Regions from separate parts of the Mus musculus genome. Here region 2 is linked to region 1. A link is a loop called in an ENCODE intact Hi-C map of the cell type or tissue named here. Cell type or tissue: gastrocnemius. All regions are shown on one strand.

What was found. Peaks named below come from ENCODE experiments on the same cell type or tissue, not always from the same donor. Only the 100,000 strongest peaks of a DNase experiment are listed, where the experiment ranks them.
Region 2: it touches region 1 in a loop (2.2-fold over the local background); 3 of 42 quality-filtered maps call a loop at or near these places.

The regions. Positions count from the first base shown.
Region 1 is chr7:126,751,436-126,759,435 of GRCm38, reverse strand. No RefSeq gene overlaps it. Among named protein-coding and RNA genes, the nearest start is that of Mapk3, 4.2 kb to the left of the region's middle. In gastrocnemius, CTCF peaks have their summits at 18 and 4,416 (motif pointing left); a DNase peak (open chromatin) is centred at 4,372; H3K4me3 peaks cover 671 bases; H3K27ac peaks cover 1,311 bases.
Region 2 is chr7:127,022,178-127,030,177 of GRCm38, reverse strand. It overlaps Maz (MYC-associated zinc finger protein (purine-binding transcription factor)), which reads left to right and starts at 3,699. Exons shown (of 5, transcript NM_010772.1): 1 at 3,699-3,950; 2 at 4,024-4,874; 3 at 5,239-5,302; 4 at 5,563-5,734; 5 at 7,010-8,000. The coding sequence starts at 3,759. The coding sequence ends at 7,164. Kif22 (kinesin family member 22) reads left to right here. Exons shown (of 14, transcript NM_145588.1): 10 at 678-843; 11 at 1,202-1,263; 12 at 1,896-2,108; 13 at 2,188-2,247; 14 at 2,338-2,447. The coding sequence ends at 2,385. In gastrocnemius, a CTCF peak has its summit at 4,808; DNase peaks (open chromatin) are centred at 4,256, 4,794, 6,655, 7,058 and 4 more places; H3K4me3 peaks cover 4,620 bases; H3K27ac peaks cover 4,237 bases.

The DNA.
Region 1 (8,000 bases):
GCCTTGGCCACTAGGGTACTTTAGTCTGCCAAGAGAGTTCTGCAGCCCCAGGGGCCAGTGGCCCTCAGTAATGCTAAGGGAACCCACCCGGCTTACAGTTAACCTTTGAAGACCTGCCTCACATCTTTGTTTCATTTAAACAGATAGTGGTAATCCAGGCTAGCCCCAAAGGCTCTCTATGTGGTGGAGGTTGGCCTTGAACACATCCTCCTGCCTTTAGGCCTGAGCCATCATACAGATTCAGGATGCTACTAGGCAAGCATCCTACCACTGAGCCACATCTCCATCCTTTCTTTTCTCTCTCTCTTTCTTTTTTAAGAGGGTCTCTTGACATGGAACTGGCTGTTCCAGAACTCACTATGTAGACTAGGTAACCAGGCTGGCCTCAACATACTAACTCGCCAGTGCTAGGATTAGTTAGAAGCTGTATGTATCACCATGCCCAGCTTCCATAATTTCTTATTCGTTTATTTGCCACATTTATTAATTTTGTGTGTTGGAGCGTAAGTATGTCACAGAGCCTGTGTGGAGGTCAGAGGACATCTGATTCCTTCCACCATGTGGGTCCCAGGTGTCCAATTCAGGCTGTCAGACTTGGTAGGAGTGGGCCACCCTGAGTTGCTGAGGGAGTATATCTTACGTTTTATAATGAGGAAGCAATCTGGAGGGTGGTGGACGGCAGGCAGCACTGTGAAGCTGTGAAGTCGGTCCTGACTCCAGTGTGAAGACACAGGCCTGCAGGGGGGCTCAGGTGTGTGCTGAGGCCCCAGTGTCGTACAAATCCTCTGCCTGATTGCCCAGAGGACGTGCAACCCAGCTCACTTCACGGGAGAAGGAGGGAAAGGGTGGTAGCTGTGGACAAAGGTAACTAAATCAATTTAAATTCACTGTCACCTTTTCTCTGTCTCTGTCTGTCTCTGTCTTTCTGTCCCCCCCTCCCCCCACGCTGGGCTGGTAAGATGGTTGGGTAGGTAAAGATGCTTGCCAAGCAAGCCCAAAGATCTGAGTTGGATCTCTGGGACCTTCACAATGGAAGTAGAGAATTAGCTCCTGCAGGTTTTCCTCCAACCAACACAAGCATGCTATAGCATGAATGTGGACAGACACATATTCACACACAAAATAAATAAAATAGAATTTAAAAATTACGTGCATGTCTGCCTACAGGTATGTGCACATGAGTGCAGGTGCCCACCAAGGCCGGAGGAATCAGACCTTCTGCAACTAGAGTTCTAAGAGGTTGTGAGCCACCTGATATAGGTGCCAGGAATCAAACTTGGGTCCTCTGGAAGAGCGGTATGTGTTCTTCAAGGTTAACACATCTCTCCAGCACTAAGGATGTCATTTTTAAGTTTGGATTTGACAATCTGGAAAGATGGCTCAGGGATAAGAGCACTTACTGCTTCAGCAGAGACTCTAGGTTCAGTTCCCAGCATCCACGTGGCAGCTCACAAGCATGTAGCTCCAGGGCATTCAGCATCTTCTTCTGACCTTCGAGGGCTCCTGCATACACATGCTGCACTCAGGTACCTCTACACATTATTTACTTAATAAAATAATTAGATTTGACAAAAACAACCAGAACCCTGTGATCACTTGGAAGACCAAGGTAGGATGACTGTCAGTTTGAGGATAGCCTGGGCTGTACAGTGAGCTCCTGTCTCTAAAGGCTTGTTTATGTATTTTATGTATATGACTGCTCTGTCATCGGAAGAGGGCATTGGATGCCATCATAGATGACTGTAAGTCAGAATGTAGTTGCTGGGAACTGAACTCAGGGTCTCTGGAAGAACAGCCTCTTAGTCACTGAGCCATCTATCCGGCCCCAGGATCCTGTCTCTAAGTGCATAAATAAAATAAAAATCACTCCTTTGCTTCTAGGTTCCGTCTGGTCCCTGCAGATGGATGGCTAGGGATCATATCATGTTCATTATTGTACCTCCAGTGCCTGGCAGACCAATGTTAAGCATGTTTAAAATGTGTTCTGTTATTTAATGTTTGTGTGTCTGTGTTGTAAGTGCGTATGTGTGAAGGTGCTGTGATTACAGACCTGTAACATCATACTCACTTAAGTCTGAAATTCAAACCGACAGGGGTTTTTTGTTGTTTTTTTGTTTTGTTTTGTTTTGTTTTGTTTTGTTTTGTTTTGTTTTGTTTTTTTTGAGACAGGGTTTCTCTGTATAGCCCTGGTTGTCCTGGAACTCACTCTGTAGACCAGGCTGGCCTCGAACTCAGAAATCTGCCTGTCTCTGCCTCTGGAGTGCTGGGATTAAAGGTGTGCGCCACCACCGCCTGGCTTTTTTTTTTTTTTTTAAGATTTATTTTTTTTTCCTATGTAAGTACACTGTAGCTGTCTTCAGACACTCCAGAAGAGAGTGTCAGATCTCATTATGGATGGTTGTAAGTCACCATGTGGTTGCTGGGATTTGAACTCAGGACCTTTGGAAGAGAAGGTAGTGCTCTTAACCACTGTGCCATTTCTCCAGCCCCCATAAACTGACAAGGTTTGGCCCTGAGGGTATGGTGGGGTCTGTATGCTTAGCAAGGCTAGAGTTGTGATGGTGGCGTCATCAGATTTGGAAAGTCGGAGAACCCAGAACCAGGCATCTCAGTAGCCAGCAGCACCCACAGGATTTGGACCTGCCCTGGCCCCCGAGCAATCAATGAACCACTTGGCTCTCCACCTGTGCAGGCACACAAGCTAGAGCCACTGGAGAGGAGGGAACCTCAGTTGAGAAAATGCCTCCACAAGATATGACTGTAAGGCCAGGTAGTGGTGGCGCATGTCTTTAATCCCAGCACTTGGGAGGCAGAGGCAGGCGGATTTCTGAGTTCGAGGCCAGCCTGGTATACAGAGTGAGTTCCAGGACAGCCAGGTTTCTATACTGAGAAACCCTGTCTCAAAAAAACAAGCTGTAGGGCACTTTCTTAATTAGTGAGTGATGAGGAAGGGTATAGCCCACTGTGGGTTTTTCAGAATTGTGTGATACATACAGTTACACACAGTTGGTTGTGAGCCGCCTGATACGGGTGCTGGCAACTCAGACCCTCTGGGTCTGCTGAGCCGTCTCTCCCAGCCTGACACTTTTAAATGAATCAATCATCTAACATATGGGGAGTCTGAGAGTTAAGTTAGCTGACTTGAGTCAAGAAGGGGCCACTACTTGACTCAAGTACTTTTCACACAGAGACTTTTGCAGATGCCACACTGTCTTGGAACCATAGACGGCTCACATGGAAGCCACACTCTGGTGCTGCCATCCCACCTCATTTTCCAGAACTGAGTGATCCAGGAGCCTCACAAACACACAGAGCCTAGGCTTGTTTCTCTCCAGGGTATTGGGAAAAAGTGCTTGTACAAGTTACAGATCAAGAGACAATAGAACCAATCGTGAGTGTTCAGAGAGCCAAGCACTGTATGTAGCTCAGGTCAATGAGGCTGAGCTGCGGATTCCCCAGAGCTCCCACGTCACTAAAGTTTAAGAGGTACCGATTAGATCGATGACTTCTTTGGTAATTGCTTTGATAGGCTTAATTATATGGCACTTTGAGCAACATTCTGGGCTCGGCTAATGGAAGATTGCTGTATAATACAGGCTCTTACTGAAGACCTGGAACTTGCTGCAGTCAGACTGGCTGGATTAAAACCTCATGATAGGAGCTGTGATGGCAAATGCCTATAAACACAAATACTTAGGAGACTGAGGCAGGTTCAAGACCAAGTTGGGTCATATAAAGAGAAAATATATCAAAGGTAAACCCCCAAAAGCTGGAGGGGGGCAAGGTCACTTTCAGGAGAATTGGGGAGGTGGCCTTTTATTTCATTATTTTATGTATTTATTTTTGTTTTTAGAGGCAGAGTTTCTCTATGTAGCCCTGGCTGTCCTGGACTCACTCTGTAGACCACGATGGCTTCAAACTCACGCCTTGGAAGTGCTGAGATTAAAGGTGTGGGTCATCACCCCATGGCTGAGGAGGTAGCCTTCAGTCACTGAAACATAAGTGAGGTTGCAGAAGCTGGAAATGGAGAGAGGACGTCGAGGAAAGGGAACAACATATGCTAAGGGATAGAGGCAGGAGCCTATCTTGTCTGGCAGCTGCAGAAAAGGATCTACAGGAGGGCCAGGATAGCTCTAGAGGCAGCCCAGACTGATGAAGGTCTTAGCTTTAGGCAGACTTTGGACTTTGGATGCTCCTCAGGAAGTAGTGAAAGCCCTAGAGCGACTCTTGCCAGATCACATTGCTACTGCAGGAGGATATAGTGACTCAGAAAGTGGCGTGGGGTTCTGTTTAAGTGGGGTTTCTTGAGCAGAGTTTTCCTGTGCAAAGGAAAGGCTGGAGAGATGGGCGGGGCATGCCACCACCCTCAGGCCTCTGGGTAAGGAAGCGCGACTGCGCTCTCCCCCTAGTGGCTGAGATTGGAATTTCCTTTAAGGATCGGGCTGGGATTTTGGGATTTCTCAGACTCCTTTACAGACCAACATTTAACTAAAGTAGTGGGCGGTCGCCTTTAATCTCAGCACTTGAGAGGCAAAGGCAGGCAGTTCTCTGTGAGTTCTGGGACAGCTTGATCTACATAGCGAGTTCCAAGACTACATAAAGTGACCTCGTCTCTTTAAGGTATTAATTAAGGTAGACTGATCATCTATTCTCCACCTGTCACCTTCATGTATACCATCCCCTGCGATCCTCGCACCAGCCAAATGAAGGAAATGACGTTCACGTTTAGCTGGGGAAAAGCAGACATTGAAGTTCAGAGAACGAAAGGACCTGGGAACTGTGTTCTCCAGCAGCTCATGGGTAAGAGCGGTGATCTGAAAGGAAATGGTCCCCATAGATGCATGGATTTTAGTAACTGACCACCAGTTGGTAGGACTGTTTGAGAGAATGAGGAGGTGAGTCCTTGGTGAAGGAGGTATGTCACTGCGGGTGGGCTTTGAGGTTTTCAAAAGACTTGCTGCATTCTGAGTGCCTCTCCCTCTCCCCTCCTCCTCTTCCTTTCCTTCTCCCCTCCCCCCTTCTTCTCCCCCCCCCCTCCTGGTTGTGTCGTAAGATGTGAGCTCTCAATATTGTTCCAGAATCATGCCTTCCTGATTGCTGCCGTACTCACTGTCATTATGGCTATGAACTCTAACCCTCTGAAACTGTAAGCCCTAAATTGGGGCTTATAAAAAGCTTACTTTTATAAGTTGCCTTGGTCAATTAGGTCTATCATAGCAATAGTAAAGTAACCAAGACAGAGGAGTGTTTTGCCTCTATGTATATATGTACTCCATGTGCCTGCCTGGTGCCTGCGAAGGTCAGAGGAAAGCACTGGACCTCCAGGACTGGAGTTATGTGTGGTTGTAAGCAACCATGTGATGCTGGGAACAAAACCCAGGCCCTCTGCAAAAGCAGCCAGTGCTCTTAGTGACTAAGCCATCTCTCCAGCACCACCAATATTATATTACTTATGCATAGTTGTGCAGCGTGTGTGTCTGTGTGAGTAAATGCCACCTGTGCGCAGGTGCCTGGGGGGCCAGAAGAGGGCGTTGGATGCCCTGAAGCCGAAGTCACCCGGAGTTGTGAGCCACCTGACATGAGTGCTGGGTTTAAATTCAGGTCTCTTATTTGGGGGGTGGGGGGGTGGGTTCAAGACAGGGTTTCTCTGTGTAGCCCTGGCTGCCCTGGAACTCTTTCTATAGACCAGGCTGGCCTCCTGCCTGCCTCTGCCTCCTGAGTAATGAAATTAAAGGCCTACACCACCATACCCGCCCTTCTTATTTTATTTATTTATCTATTTATTTATTTATTTATGTATTTATTTTTGGTTTTTCGAGACAGGGTTTCTCTGAATAGATCTGGCTGTCCTGGAACTCACTTTGTAGACCAGGCTGGCTTCGAACTCAGAAATCCTCCTGCCTCTGCCTCCCGAGTGCTGGGATTAAAGGCGTGCATCACCACTGCCTGGCTTCTTTTTGTTTTTTCAAGGCAAGGTTTTTTTTTCCTGTGTACCTCTGGCCATGTTGGAATTTTAAAGGCTGGCTGGAAACTCAGAGGCTTGCCTGCCTCTGCCTCCTGAGTGCTGAGATTAAAGGCCTATGTGACCATTGCCTGGCTGGCCCAATACTTTCTTCACTTCTATAAATACCTCCCCCAGATCTCCACCCTGAGCTACCTGTGTGCCTCACATATGGTGTGTTCTTCCAAGAAGCTCACCACAGTCTGTCATAGGCTTGCTGGAGGGTGATGCACTGTGATGGTTACGAATGTGGAGGCTGCAAGACTCTTTGTTTGTTTGTTTGAGTATACTGTCTTCAGACACACCAGAAGAGGGCATCAGATCCCATTACAGATAGTTGTGAGCCACCATGTGGTTGCTGGGAATTGAACTCAGGACCTTTGGAAAAGCTATCAGTGCTCTTAACCACTGAGCCATCTCTTCAGCCCTTTTTTGGTTTGTTTGTTCATTCGTTTGTTTTTGAGACTAAGTCTTGTGTAGCCCTGGATGGCCTTGAACTTATTACATAACTAGTGGTAACCTTAAGTTCCTGAACTTCTTTCAAAATCTCTTCTTGTCTGTGTCTTTAACTTCACTTCCTGTGAGCTGCAGAAACAGCCAGCTACGGTTTCAGCAAGTATTGATTTCCAAGCACGTGGTGCACCTGGTCCCTAGGGGCTAAGGCAAGAGGATGGAGAAGCTAGGACCAGCCTGGGTTACATAGTAAGTTCCAGGCCTATCTTAGCTATAGAACAAAATTCTATCTCAAAACACACACACACACACACACTTATTGAGTGTATTAGTTACTGTTTTATTGCTGTAAAGAGGCACCTTGACCAAGGCAACCCTTATAAAAAGAAAACATTTCACTAGGGGCTGGCTTACAGTTTCAAAGAGTTAGTTCATTATCATCCTGGCAGAAAACATGGTAGCATGCAGGCATGGTGCTGGAGAAGGAGCTGAGAGAGCTACCCTGATCTGTAGGTAGAGAGAAACTGGACCTGGTATAGGCTTTTGAAATCTCAAAGCCCACTCTCCTTAGCTTGCCTTCTACACAGCCACTCCTCCTCATCCTTCCTAAACAGTTCACTGGGAAGCAAATATTCCAAGAGATGAGCCTGTGGAGGCCGTTCTCATTCAGACCCCCACACTGTGCAAGGTAGGTCATGGCTAATCAGAGAGGAAAATGATGCCCCATCTTACTCATGTTATAATAGCTGTGTGAAGCTAGTGTTACCTTTGTAATGTGGCTCTGGCTGGCCTCCACTTGCCAGAACTCCAGCTGTGTGCTGTCTGCTTGGCCCTGCAGCCCGTGGGCTTTGGTAGGTTGTAAATTCATCTTCACTTATCCCAATGTGTTTTCTACTTCCTCAATGTGATTTTCCTTTTGTTTGTTTTTTTTTAGTTCTCGAATAGTGTTGCCTAGTTTCCACATATTTTTGAATTCCCTTAATTTCTTTTGTTGTTATTTTGAGCTCTTGTGATTGAGAAACATTCTCCGTACGACTTGAGTCCTTTAAAACTCGTGGAGGGTGGCTCTGTAGCCTGGCATATGGTCTGTCCTGGAGGACATCTCTGTGGTACTGTGCACATCTGCTGTCGCTGGGCAGGGCGTCCTCATGGTGACCTTTAGGTTTGACTTGTGCACAGTGTTCAAGTCCTTTGTTCCTTTGCAGCATCGAAGTCTCTCACTGTTGCTATTGAATCGTCTCTTTCCTCTCTCGGCTCTGTCAGATCAAACCTCACAGATGTTGCTGCTCTGTGTTTGGTTGCGGTGACTGCATCTTTTACATCCTTGAGAGATTGGCATTTTGGGTTATAGTTGTTGTTTTGAGACTGAGTCTAGCTCTGTGTCTCAGAGGTCCTTCAGCTTCGGCTTCCTAAGTACTTGAAATGCTGGTATGAGCCGAGGTGCTCAGTATAACTGCTTTTAAAATATTTCAAGGGTAGGGAATAAAAACCCTATAAATTAACACTGTCTTTCAAGGTGGCCTTCTCTTCGCTGCTGCTCTTGTGG
Region 2 (8,000 bases), 270 kb before region 1:
CACAGACATCCATGCAGGCCAAACACCCACACATATAAGTAAAAATATATAACCTGCCTAAGTAGGCAGGCAGCTCTTTTTGTGAATTCGTTTGGCCCAATCTACATAGTAAGTTCTAGGCCAGCTGTGGCTACATAGTGAGACCTTATCTTAAAAAAATAAAAAAGTAAAAGAAAAAAAAATCTAAGGCTGGAGAGATTGCTCAGAGGTTAAGAATGCTGGTTTTCCTTACAGAGGTCCTGAGTACAGGCCCCAGCAACGGCATGATGGCGGTTCAGAACCGTCTGCAGTGAGATCTGGTGCCTATGCAGGTATAACACTGTATAATCAAAAAAAAAAAATCTTTAAAACATGAGGTGGTGTTGCAGACCTTTAATTCGAGCACTCTGAAGGCAGATAGGTAGATCTCTGAGTTTGAGTTTCACCACTTGCCTTGAAAAGCCAAAAAACAAACAAAAACAAAAAACCCCACAAACCAAAAAACAAAGCCTCCTCACGTTGAATACCTTGCTTAAAAGGACTCATTCTGTCTTTAGGTAGCCCTCTGATGTAGACCTCCCTTAGTTATTTTGAATTCTGTCTCTCCTCTTGGACCTCAGAACTCTATCTGCTAACCTTCCTAATCCACTGCTTTGGGGCTGGAGCTAAATCACATCTCCCATGATTCTTTCCGACAGAGGCTTAAGATGAAGCAAAAAGAACTGGAAGCCAAGGTGTTGGCCCAGGAGGCACCGGATCCAAGGGAAAAAGAGAACACTCCCACAATTCTCCAGCCGCCTGCCTCTTATAGTGGCACAGTGGCAAAGCCCCTGAAAAAGGCTGTAGTGATGCCCCTGCAACGGAGTAAGTTTAGTTCCAGGTTCCAGGAAGAAGCAGCTATTTCAGAAAGGAAGAGACGGAAAGATGCTGTTATCATGTCACTCATCCTCCCACTGGGTCTGAAGAAGCCCTAGATGCTTGTCCTCTAGTATTGTAGACAGTGGGGTACTGACTGGCTATGGTGCCACTCAGGAGGGTGAGGCAGGAGGGTTACTATGAGTTCTAGGTTAGCCTTATAGAATGAGACCCTGCCTCAAAAAAAAAAAGTCATGTTGAAAGGAAGGAGCTAGGGAAATAGAAATGGGAGAAGCAAATGGTTACTAGGAGGGGAGGGAGGGCAGGAGGTGGCCTGTGTCTTTGACCAGTTCCAAATTCCTTTCAGTTCAGAAGCAGCGAGAGTCCTCAAACCAAATCCAGCTCCTGAAGAAAGGCCCCAAAAGGAAGGTGAGTCCCACCCCATTTTCCAGCTGGGAGCCTTTTGCATAATGCCTTAAAGATGCCTTATAGAGCTTTTTTGAGGGGGTGTGGTGGGGGAGTGAGGTATGGATGTGTCTCATAGAAAATATCTACCACTGTTTCTTTTCTTCTTGATGCCCCTGATGCCCCTTGTGTTTGGATTGGCTGCTGACTGGATCTAATGTGGCCCCTGCCCTCTAAGAACTGTAGAGCCTATTTAGGAAATGGACAAGTATTTAAGAATCTCTCACATAAAATGAAAAATATAATTTTCTCCACACAAAACATTAGTAGAACTGTCCCCATTGTAATGGCATGATGCAGTTTCCCCCGCATGGGTTTTTTGTTTGGTTTCCCTTTTCCCCCCTGTACTGGAAATTGAACCCCAGCCCTCAAGCATGGAAGGCAAGCGCTCTACCACTGAATTACACTTCTTCCTAATCAGGATTGATGTGTGCGCTCAGTCACTCACTGACTCTTCACAGCAACTGAGAAAGGAGCTAGCAATTAAAGAAGCACAACAAAATTAGTGACCAGAGGGGAGAGGCCGCAGAGAGATGGACTGTGCCTCGTCATGGCAGTCACCCACTGCCTTTACTGGCATTTCTGTTACCTCATAGCTGGAGCCATCCCCTGAGTCAGAAGCTGTGGAAAAGGATGAGGACTACTGGGAGGTACAGATTAGCCCAGAGTTACTGGCACATGGGCGCAAAAAATTATTGGATCTGCTGAATGAAGGCTCAGCTCGGGAACTGCGCAGCCTGCAGCGCATTGGCCAGAAGAAAGCCCAGCTCATCGTGGGCTGGAGGGAGCTCCACGGCCCCTTCAGTGAGGTAACAACCCTGGGGACAGGTGCAGTGGGGGGGTCCCCGTGCTGTGTCCACTCCCTTCCTAGTGTTGCTGTCCCACTAGGTGGAGGACTTGGAACAGGTGGAAGGCATCTCTGGGAAGCAGGTGGAGTCTTTCCTGAAGGTAAGGCCACCTTTGCCCTTTCTGCATGGTGTTCCCCCACCGCAGCCCACCTTAGGCTGCTATGCTAACGCACGTTCCTCTTCTTTACAGGCGAATCTCTTGAGCTTGGCCGCCAGCCAGCACAGCGGTCCCTCTTGACACTACCTTCTTTTAAAAATCCTTGTATAGTGACGTGTTGTGTAAATACAGTTTTTATTCCATGGTTGAGCCTGGTTTTTGAGGATGACAGGGCTGGGGTCAGAGTCCATAACTACCCTGGGGGTCAGGATCAAGCTCTGCAGGACACCCATGTAGGCGCCATCTTTGGGAAACCCCCAAACTAGGCCAAGATTGTAAATAAACCACTGGAATGGGGAGGGGACGGTGGCCTAGAAGAATCAAAAAGCTGACGCGAAAGCTTAAGCACAGCGACCGACCGTTAAGCGGGCACGCGCTCCAAGCTAGCCCCGCCCCGCTGTAACTCCCTCGGCGCGCTCCCCACTCTCCCGCTCAGCAACGACGTCCCTGTTATGTGCGCGTGCGCGCGAAATAACGGCCGCTGGCGGAGGGAAGTGGGGGGTGGAATCGTTCAAGTGGGGGAAGAGAAGCCGCCTAGTCTCCCGCGCGCCCACCACCTGCACCATCGCCAGCCAATCAGCAACCGTCTTGGGGGTCTCGCGCTCGGGGCGACCGGGGCTGCTGGGTGGCTCCCCAGTCCCTCCGCCCTCTAGAGTCCCTCCTGTCCCTCCCCCTCCCGCTGGCCCCGCGCGCACTCGCGCTCGCGCCCGCTCCAGCCTCTTGTGTGTCCTCGCGCCCCCCGCCCGCCCTCCGGCGCGCAGTGTGCGCCGCTCCCCCACCCTCCTCCCCCCTCCCTCCTTGCGCGCCTCCTCCTTGGGTCCCCCTCCCCCACAGCTGCCTCCTCCCGCCCCAGGGTGAGCGCGAGCCACCTCCCTCCTCCCTCCGCCATGGATCCCAGCAACTGGAGCAGCTTCATCTTCCAGGTAACAACCCCCGCCCCCCCCGCCCCTGCCCCCCCTCCCACACCCCCTCCTGCCCGCCCTCCCTCCTGTCCCACACCCCCTCCGCGCGCCCGGTGCGCGCGCAGCTGTCCCCCTCCCTCCCTCGCGCCCTCCCCCGCCCTCCCCGAGGCGCCGGCTGGGCGCGCGCGCGCGGCGGGGGCCGAAGCTGCTCCCTCGCTCCCCCCACCCCGCCCCGCCAGGCTCCAACCGCCGCCACCACCGCCGCCGCCGCCGCCCGGGCCCCCCGCCCCCGGCCCCGGCCCTCGGCCCCGCGGGGCCTCTCGCCCCCACCCAGGGGGCGTCGCCGCCGCCGCCGCGCTCCGCGCCCCACAAGACGCCCTCCTTCCCTCCCTCCCGCCGGCCGGGGTGCGCGGGCGGCGGGGCGGCCCTCGGGCCATGCGTTCGGCTCGGCCCAACCCGGCCGGCCGGGGGCGGCGCCCCGAGCCCGGGCCCCGCGCGGCCCGTGCCCCCGGCTCCCGCTGAGCTCCGGGGGCCCCCACTGTGGCCGAGGCCATGTTCCCCGTGTTCCCTTGCACGCTGCTGGCCCCCCCCTTCCCCGTGCTGGGCCTGGACTCCCGGGGGGTGGGCGGCCTCATGAACTCCTTCCCGCCACCTCAGGGTCACGCCCAGAACCCCCTGCAGGTCGGGGCTGAGCTCCAGTCCCGCTTCTTTGCCTCCCAGGGCTGCGCCCAGAGTCCATTCCAGGTGAGTAGGGGCCGGGCCGGGCGGGCAGGCGCCGACCAGCGACCGCGGCCCACACGGCGCCTTGTCTCCGCAGGCCGCGCCGGCGCCCCCACCCACGCCCCAGGCCCCGGCGGCCGAGCCCCTCCAAGTGGACTTGCTCCCGGTTCTCGCCGCCGCGCAGGAATCAGCCGCGGCGGCGGCGGCTGCTGCGGCGGCTGCCGCTGCAGTGGTTACTGCACCCCCGGCCCCTGCCGCCGCCTCCACAGTGGACACAGCGGCCCTGAAGCAGCCTCCGGCGCCTCCTCCGCCACCCCCTGCCGTCTCCGCACCAGCCGCCGAGGCCGCGCCCCCCGCCGCGGCCGCCACTATCGCAGCAGCGGCTGCCACCGCTGTCGTCGCCCCAACCTCGACGGTCGCCGTGGCCCCAGTTGCATCTGTCTTGGAGAAGAAGACAAAGAGCAAGGGGCCCTACATTTGCGCCCTGTGCGCCAAGGAGTTCAAGAACGGCTACAACCTCCGAAGGCACGAAGCCATCCACACGGGAGCCAAGGCTGGCCGGGTCCCTTCGGGTGCTATGAAGATGCCCACCATGGTGCCCCTGAGCCTCTTGAGTGTCCCCCAGCTGAGCGGGGCCAGCGGGGGTGGGGGAGAAGCCGGGGCTGGCGGCGGCACAGCCGCGGTGGCGGCCGGTGGCGTTGTGACCACGACTGCCTCTGGGAAGCGCATCCGGAAGAATCACGCCTGCGAGATGTGCGGCAAGGCCTTCCGCGACGTCTACCACCTGAACCGACATAAGCTGTCGCATTCGGACGAGAAGCCCTACCAGTGCCCTGTGTGCCAGCAGCGCTTCAAGCGCAAGGACCGCATGAGTTACCACGTGCGCTCACATGACGGCGCTGTGCACAAGCCCTACAACTGCTCCCACTGTGGCAAGAGCTTCTCCCGGTGTGCAGGGGCCTCGCTGCCCACTAGGCCGGTGGGGGGGAGGGCAACAAGGTGGCCTGTCTTTGGCTGGTGGGGAGGCGGCTCCCGTTCCTGGGGACAGGAACCACTCCCAGGGAGGAGGGAAGTTGCTAGGAACAGGGGGTGGTACTTTAGAAGAGGTGGGTCTCTGGGCTGAAGGAAAGCAGCCTCTGGGCAGAAGAGGAATCTTGGTTTGAGGGCTTTCCTGCCTGAGGACTGAAGCTGAGGGGGAAACGCTGGGACCTTTGCAGAGGCATTTTGGAGGAACCTAGGTAGATTTGAGGCACACCTTACCTTGGAGCCTAAGCCCTAACACACACCCCCTCCCACCTCAACATATCCCTAGGCCGGATCACCTCAACAGTCACGTCAGACAAGTGCACTCAACAGAGCGGCCCTTCAAATGTGAGGTAGGAAGCCAGCTTCCTCCTGTCCTGGTTTTCATGATTTTGATCCTCATTGTAGCTGTGTGGGTTCAGCCTCTCAGACCCCCTTTTTCTCTCTCTTTTTGCCTCTTCACTCCATTTTCACATTTCTCCTTCAAGGCCTGGTCATCTCACGCCCATTTCCTACAGATCAAAGACCCCCGAGACTCTGATCCCCTTATCTTGCTCCCTTCTCTCTACTCCCCGAAGCTTTAACTCTCCTGTGACCCCACACCCTCCCCCAGAAATGTGAGGCAGCTTTTGCTACGAAGGATCGCCTCCGAGCGCACACAGTCCGACACGAGGAGAAGGTGCCATGTCATGTCTGTGGCAAGATGCTGAGCTCGGCTTATATTTCCGACCACATGAAGGTGCACAGCCAGGGCCCTCACCATGTCTGTGAGCTCTGCAACAAAGGTACATGCTAAGGGGTGCCAGGAGGGCAGGGACTAAAAAGGGGGGCACAGAGCTGTTGGGTTTTTTTTCACCGATGTGGGTCAAGGGTGCTGCAGCTAAGAGCTTGTGGCGAGTAGAGAGAACTCTTTAAGGGGCAAGTACAACAGCATTGGAAACACCACCACTAAATTATGTGCCATGGTTCACAGGAGACCGTCTACCAGAAATTCAACCTCATGGGTGTGCTTGGGAGAATGAAGTGGGACGTGGTTACTTTGAGAAAGGAATAGCCAAAAAGCCAGTCCCAAGGGTTTCAACTTAGCAGCCACAAGCTCTTGTCTCCAGCTCCTGGGGCAGGTGGAGTACATCAGCAGGGGTGTGACGAGCATGCACCCTACCCAGTAGCAGAAAGCTGTTTCACTGTGGTTGGTGACTAAAGGAGCTGAGACGGGGGCACTGGAGAGGGGGGGGACACAGCCGTCTCCACTGAGAGTCAAGCCTTTAAAAAGCTAGGTAGCCGTGTCGTGGACGGTCTCTGTAGAGATTAAGGACTAAGTAAGGGCACCACACAAACCAGTCCCCAGCAAGCGTAGGGAAAGGCTATGCTTCTCTGGAGTAGTTGGCCCCAGCCTACCAAGGATGTGGGAGGAGGACAGTGCCATGTGAGGAGGGTGTCCCCAGCCTAGGAGAACAGCCCTGTCTCTGGGGTCTCCACCAGGCTGACCCCAACCCCCCATCCCAACCCCCCCCCCCAATAGGCTTCACCACAGCAGCATACCTGCGCATCCACGCGGTGAAGGACCATGGGCTCCAGGCCCCGCGGGCTGACCGCATCCTGTGTAAGCTGTGCAGCGTGCACTGCAAGACCCCTGCCCAGCTGGCCGGCCACATGCAGACCCATCTGGGGGGGGCCGCCCCTCCTATCCCGGGAGATGCCCCCCAGCCACAGCCTACCTGCTGAGGGGGACCCCTGCACCCACCAGGCAAGGTGTGGGACATGGCTGGGGGGGGCAGCATGGGATGTGTGGGACAAGGGAACTCAAAGGGCCCAATAGGGGATCGCAGGAAGGCCAGGGATGCCAGTCTGTCACTCAGATTAGGGAGCCTTGGGATCCAGAGAGGGCAGTATGGACATGCTCAGTCTGGGTAAGCAGGCAGGCCGAAGCCTCTGGGGACCAGATAGGAAGTAACGGCTGTGTCCCAGGGGAAATAGGGAAATAGTTGAAAAGTCTGGGGTATGGAACATGTTTCTTGCCATTTAGGTTGTGCTGTGATCCTTGGTGTTTCTCCCTATAGGTACTGGTGAGGTTTGTCCAATGGCGGCAGCGGCAGCAGCAGCGGCGGCGGCGGCAGCAGCAGTGGTGGCAGCCCCCCCCACAGCTGTGGGCTCCCTCTCTGGGGCAGAGGGGGTACCAGTGAGCTCTCAGCCACTTCCCTCCCAGCCTTGGTGAGCTCCAAGTTGATGGGGGAGAGGGGAGAGTGGAGGAAAGCTCTTCTTGGTACAGTCTCCTCTTCCCACCAACTCCTCACGACTCTTCATCAACCAAGGAGCCTCCAGACAGAGAGGAGGAAGAAGGAATTCACTAGGTTTTAACAATGTTTCTCCTGCTCCTTTCTTCTCCCTATCAGAGCTGACCCTACAAACACCTGTCCCCTGAGTTGTGTTGAAGTCCCCTGGACAATGAGCAGGGGTGGCAGAGGACAGCAGCAGCCACTGCCCTCACCTTTAACCCCTTGCCTTGCCTCCCAGGGATTTGTGAGCCTTTCCTAGAAGGTCCTGTGCTCTCCTCCTTCTGTCCCCTCCCCTACTGTCTGCTGCCCCTTCCTGGGGAGTTGGTGCTTTCTTTTTTGTTGTTGTTTTTTCCCAGGGGTAGGGAGGAGAGAGGAGGGGAAAGAAGATTCTGTCCCAGAGGAGAGAAAAGGTGGTATTGAGGAGGGGCAGAAGCGGGGAAGGCAGAGGGATACTTGAGTAAGGTTGGGTGGTTAAACCCCAAGCATCCTACTGGAGTGTCTGTCCAGGGAGAAGCCAAGGGGAGCATCAGAAGGAGCCACTGGAGCCAGAGGCAGAACAAGAGAGATGGAATCTTAGGGGGCCAGGGCAAAGGAGGGGAGCCAGGGACAAGAGGTGCTTCCTGGGGGTGGGGGAATGCAGCCACAGTGTCTCCCCCTTCCCTCTTCCACCCCAGCTCCAGCCCTGGTCTTTCTTCCTCTTTCCCATAACAGAAGCTATGGCCCTGGCCATGTCATCGTGTTCCTGTGTCCCTTGCATGTTCCCCACCCTCCCCTC